2 separate regions of the Homo sapiens genome follow, and region 1 is linked to region 2. Evidence: read pairs that join two places in POLR2A ChIA-PET (ENCODE). Cell type or tissue: Panc1. All regions are shown on one strand. Each heading gives the region's core, and the rest is flanking DNA. Links, peaks and the distances in the headings are about the cores only.

Region 1 (2,916 bases), core at 198-2,697, 82 kb after region 2:
GTTCAAGTGATTCTCCTGCCTCAGACTCCCAAGCAGCTGGGTTTACAGGCATGTGCCACCAAGCCCAGCTAATTTTTTTTCTTTTTTGAGACTGAATGTCGCTCTGTTGCCAGGCTGGAGTGCAGTGGCACAATGTCAGCTTACCGCAGTCTCCGCCTCCTGGGTTCAAGTGATTCTCCTGCCTCAGCCTCCCGAGTAGCTGGGACTACAGGCATGTGTCACCATGTCCAGATAATTTTTGTATTTTTAGTAGAGACGGGGTTTCACCATGTTGGCCAGGATGGTCTTGATCTCTTGACCTCGTGATCCACCCACCTTAGCCACCCAAAGTGCTGGGATTACAGGTGTGAGCCACCACACCCGGCCTAATTTTTGTGTTTTTAGTAGAGATAGGGTTTCTCCATGTTGGCCAGGCTGGTCTCAAACTCCTGACCTCAGGTGATCCACCTGCCTTGGCCTCCCAAAGTGCTGAGATTACAGGCGTGAACCACTGCGCCCGGCCTGTGTGTTTATTTATTCCATTATTTAACTTGTGAAGGTTTATTGGACACTTACCATGGGCTAGGACTGTGCTGAGCTTTTTACATGTATTAATTCATTTAATCTGCTTGGTAGTCCTAAGTGATTGTATTGTTTACATCTTTATTTTATGTATGAGAACACAGAGTCTTAGAGAAGGGAGGTAGTCTGCTCAAGTTCACACAGCTGGGAAATGATAGAGCCAGGATAGGAGGCCAGAGAGCTCTAGCTCCATGAACTCATTTGGAGGGGAAGGCAGTTGTTCTGGTAGATTTTTGTTTATTTGTTTGTTTTGTTTTTGAGATGGAGTCTTGTTCCGTTGCCCAGGCTGGAGTGCAGTGGCATGATCTCTGCTCACTGCAACCTCCGTCTCCTGGGTTCAAGAGATTCTCATGCCTCAGCCTCCTGAATAGCTCGAATTACAGGCGCCTGCCACCACGACCAGCTAATTTTTGTGTTTTTAGTAGAGACAGGGTTTCACCATGTTGGCCAGTCTGGTCTTGAACTCCTGACCTCAAGTGATCCCGCCTGCCTTGGCCTCTCAAAGTGCTGGGATTACAGGTGTGAGCTATCACTCCTGGCCGTTCTGGTAGGCTTTTGAAGTCGGAAGAATAGAGACTGTGTGGAAATCTTCAGGAATGCATATTTGCTTCTCCATACAGAGCAGAACAGTCAGGTAATACAAGTCCAAAAGGAATTAGCTGATTTCTGCCAGTGACTGGAACAAGGAATAGAAATTTTCCTATAGCCAAGCAAAAGCAGAAACATAGACCTTCTGCTTCTTTTTGTGATGACAGCAACTGCACACTCATCCCGAGTGATTGGCGTAAGTAAGTGATCCCTGTTCCGAGTGAGGGCTCGAAAAATACTTTCAGTGGGCCAGGCGCGGTGGCTCACGCATGTAATCCCAGTACTTTGGGAGGCTGAGGCAGGCGGATCACCTGAGGTCGGGAGTTTGAGACCAGCCTGACCAACATGGAGAAACCCTGTCTCTACTTAAAATACAAAAATTAGCCAGGCGTGATGGTGCATGCCTGTGATCCCATATTCGGGAGGCTGAGGCAGGAGAATCGCTTGAACCCAGGAGGCGGAGTTTGCAGTGAGCTGAGATTGTGCCATTACATTCCAGTCTGGGCAACAAGAGCGAAACTCTGTCTCAAAAAAAAAAAAAAAAAAAGAAAAGAAAAATAGTTTCAGTGAAATTTTGTGTTTCCAGGGAGCATCCGTGTGGAATGCCAAGGCCACACTGAATTTCATCAGTTATTTTTTTGGAGTTTCGTCTATTTCTGGTAAACTCTAGCTTCCATGAAGCAATATTGAGGGAAAGTGTATTTGCTTTGGAATCCATATGCAGTTTGTAAATCTTGCTTGTAATCTGCTGAGCTGCTGAGCTGATGCTTCTATCTGCCTTGTAGATGGAAGTGACACGCAGCTGTCTAGTCACAGCTTTGGGCTTTTGGACTCTTCACATCTTCCTTACCCATTAAACTTGAAACTGTTTCTTTCAAGTTTAATGATAACAATTTTAAGAAACTATTTTGGAAATTGACTCTCCTAGTAGTGTGAGACTTTAAAAGGTAATGGATGGTTTACATTTAAACCAGCTTTTGAAGGCTGTGATTTAGTTAAGGTGGTGCTACTTGGCAGCTGCTAATATTTTTTATTCCTATGGAATACGTATTCTGTAGTTTAAAAAGAAAGTGGCTAGCATGGTTAGATCAGCAGAAATATTCTTTGTTGTAAAGTATGTAGCCTGGAAGTTATCAAGGGATGGATACATAGGTTAGAATTACTTTTTTTTTGGACCCAGGGTCTTGCTTTTTTGCCTAGGCCGGAGTGCAGTGATGCAATCACAGCTCACTATACCCCGGACCTCCTGGGCTCAAGAGATTCTCCCCCGTTCGGCCTTTTGAGTAGCTGGGACTACAGATGTGTGCCACCATGCCCATCTGATTTTTTCTTTTTTTTTTCCTTTTTTTTTTTGTAGAGATGGGTCTCCCTGTGTTGCCCTGGCTGGTCTTGAGCTTCTGGGTTCCAGTGATCCTCTCCTCCCCTCTCAGCCTCCCAAAGTGCTGGGAATACAGGCATGACCCACCATGTCCTGCTAGAGTTACTGGTTTGCATAGAATGGTAGTTCTCAACTGGAGGCACTTTTGCCTCACCGGGGATATTTAGAAGTATCAGGAGACATTTCTGGTTGTTAACACTGATGGGAGGTGACTACTGGTGTCTAGTGGGTAGAAGCTGAGGATGCTGCTAAACATCCTCAATTGCAGAGGGCAGCCCCCACAATGAAGATTGATCCAGTCTAATAGGTCAATAGTGTTAAGGGTAAGAAAACCTGATATAAAAGATTGACTTACAAGAATCTTCCCTCTTGTATTTTATTTTAATATG
Region 2 (2,916 bases), core at 207-2,706:
TTTGAAGACACAGACTGAAACATTTACAGATTTTTAAGAATTAATTTCTTATTTGACAAAGGAGGTATGTTCTGGGATTACTTCCTCAAAGAATTATGACTCTTTCCTCTTCCCCACCCTGAGCTAAAGTTCCCCTCCATCATATTTCAGTACTACCTTGTGTATATCTCCATCTTTGCACCTCCATGTTGCATAATAATCTGTTCATGTGAGTGTTTCTACCACTAGACCGAGCATCATTAGGTCGGTGATCATGCCATAATTGATTTGGTTTCTCCAATTCCTGACACATGGTGAATCAATAAATGAATGAATGCATGAACAATTCATTAACACCAATATTTTATTTTCAGCTCTACATGCTTATAGTAGCCAGGAGTTTCAAACTCCCCAATGCAAATGATGAATGGTTTCTGATTCCCAAGCTATAGAATTACCAAACAGCTTTCAGTCTCACTGTTTTAGCCATGTCTTCCTCCAAAGAATCGATGATTAATAGTCATAATAGCCAACTTTTATAGCCCACTTCCTATACACTGGGCACTGTTCCGAGTACTTATGTTTTAAATAATATTTTCATTACAGTCCTTTGACGTAAGGCCTAGTCTGATCATTCTCATGTTAGAGAAGAGAAACTGAAACACAGAGATGTGGGTCAGTGTCCAAGGTCTCTCATAAGGGGCAGACCTGGGATTCATACCCAGGAAAGCTGCTTCCAGAACATCTTCACTTGACCATGCTCAACAACCTCCCTAAGATAACTAGAGCCTTGCTAACCTAGTAGGTGTGGACTTTGCAGAAAGCTGCGTCTCTGGGCCATTGCAGTTCCAAGCACTTGATTCATAAGTGATCACTTTATTCATGCCAAAAAACACTATGAAATAAAGGCAACCTTAGGAAGATAAATAATCAGTATCAGAATAATGTAAGATAAAATACCATAGCAGAAGACTGTAAGATTGTCTTCAGATGTTTTGGGGGTTTTCTGTTTGTTTGTTTTTTGTTGTTGTTATTTTTTGTTTTGAGACAGAGTCTCTCCCTGAAGCCCAAGCTAGAGTGCAGTGGCACAATCTTGGCTCACTGCAACCTCCAATTCCTGGGTTCAAGTGATTCTCGTGCCTCAGCCTTCCAAGTAGCTGGGACTACAGGAACCTACCACCACACCTGGCTAATTTTTGTATTTTTAGTAGAGATGGAGTTTCGCCATGTTGGCCAGGCTGGTCTTGAACACCTGACCTCAGATGATCCACCTGCCTCGGCCTCTGAAGGTGCTGGGATTACAGGTGTGAGCCACAGCTTTCAGATGTTTAGTCAATCAAATTACTTCCCACTTCAGTACAGACATTTTGCCCAGCTAGTTAAAGAGTATTTTCTCGGGATGAGATCAGATGTGGCATTGACCCCATACATAAGACACCCATCATCTGACTGGGAACAAAAAATGAATTCCCAATTTAGCTCTTTCCTTGTGCCTCCTGCCCCATCTGGATACTGCTTCTTTCTTGGAATAATATCACAGTTAATCAAGGTTACAAAAACACGGAACATTCCTCCCTCATTTGAGGAATTTGGGATTGGTCAAAATCATTGTTGAACAAAATATCTAAGACAGAATGGGATAGAATTTACTTGATCTTTCCTTTTTTTCTTTTTCCAAGGAAGAAAGAGTCTCACTGACTCCAGGATTCTTGGCTTAGCCATTACTCAAGCCACAAATACTTCAGTTATCCAGTGAGTCAGCAGCCTTCAACCACACTTTTAAATAAAGGCCTTCTATCATGATATTTTTCATATGTGTTTTACTCCCTGTTGTATACCCTATAAATGCTAAGCTGTTACGATTTTTTTTTCCTCTCATTTCTTTCTGCGGAGATAGACCTGACATTTCTTTCAAGAAGACTGTTACTTATTTTCTACTAAGACTCAAACGACAAACTTTCTAGTGAATTCAATTGGGAGCTTCTTCTGGCCAATTCTAGCATTATTCTTTTTTTTCTCTTTTTTTTTTTTTTTTTTTTTTTGTTAATTTTTCTTTTTTTTCTTTGCAGACGGAGTCTCACTCTGTCGCCCAGGCTGGAATGCACTGGCACGATCTTGGCTCACTGCAACCTCCACCTCCTGGGTTCAAGCGATTCTCCTGCCTCAGCCTCCCAAGCAGCTGGGATTACAGGCATGCACCACCAGACCCAGCTAATTTTTTTTTTTTTTTCTGAGACGGAGTCCTGCTCTGTCACCCAGCTCCAGGGTTCAAGCAATTCTCTTGCCTCAGCCTCCCAAGTAGCTGAGATTACAGGCTCCCGCCACCATGCCCAGCTACTTTTTCTGTATTTGTAGTAGAGATGGGGTTTTGCCATGTTGGCCAGCCTGGTCTCAAACTCCTGACCTCAGGTGATCCGCCCACCTCAGTCTCCCGAAGTGCTGGGATTACAGGCGTGAGCCATCGTGCCCGGCCTTTTTTTTTTTTTTTCCCTACCTTATTGTGGTACAACATGCATATATAAAATATACAGTTTTAGCCATTTTTAATTATACAACTCAGCAGCATTAAGTACATTCACACTGCTATGCAACCATCACCACCATTTATCTCCAGAACTTGCTTCATCTTCCCAAATTTAAACTGTGTATCTCTTAAATTCAAATTCCTATCCCCCAACCTAGGCCTAGCAACCACCATTATACCTTCTGTCTCTCCTAATTTGTTCTTTGCTATTTCGATGGTTTTAATAAATGTAATTGGCCGGGTGCGGTGGCTCATGCCTGTAATCCCAGCACTTTGGGAGGCCGAGGCCGGTGGATCACGAGGTCAGGAGATCGAGACCACGGTGAAACCGTGTCTCTACTAAAAATACAAAACATTAGCCGGGCGTAGTGGCGGGCGCCTGTAGTCCCAGCTACTCGGGAGGCTGAGGCAGG

What was found. Peaks named below come from ENCODE experiments on the same cell type or tissue, not always from the same donor. Only the 100,000 strongest peaks of a DNase experiment are listed, where the experiment ranks them.
Region 1: POLR2A ChIA-PET joins it to region 2 with 9 read pairs; 9 of 35 experiments call an interaction of 5 or more read pairs at or near these places.

What each region holds. Positions count from the first base shown.
Region 1 is chr5:16,917,281-16,920,196 of GRCh38, reverse strand. All of the region lies in intron 1 of MYO10 (myosin X), which reads left to right. Among named protein-coding and RNA genes, the nearest start is that of MYO10, 18 kb to the left of the region's middle. In Panc1, for the core only: no CTCF peak of the experiment used is centred there; no DNase peak of the experiment used is centred there; H3K4me3 peaks cover 289 bases; H3K27ac peaks cover 2,217 bases.
Region 2 is chr5:16,999,272-17,002,187 of GRCh38, reverse strand. No RefSeq gene overlaps it. Among named protein-coding and RNA genes, the nearest start is that of MYO10, 64 kb to the right of the region's middle. In Panc1, for the core only: no CTCF peak of the experiment used is centred there; a DNase peak (open chromatin) is centred at 1,717; H3K27ac peaks cover 718 bases.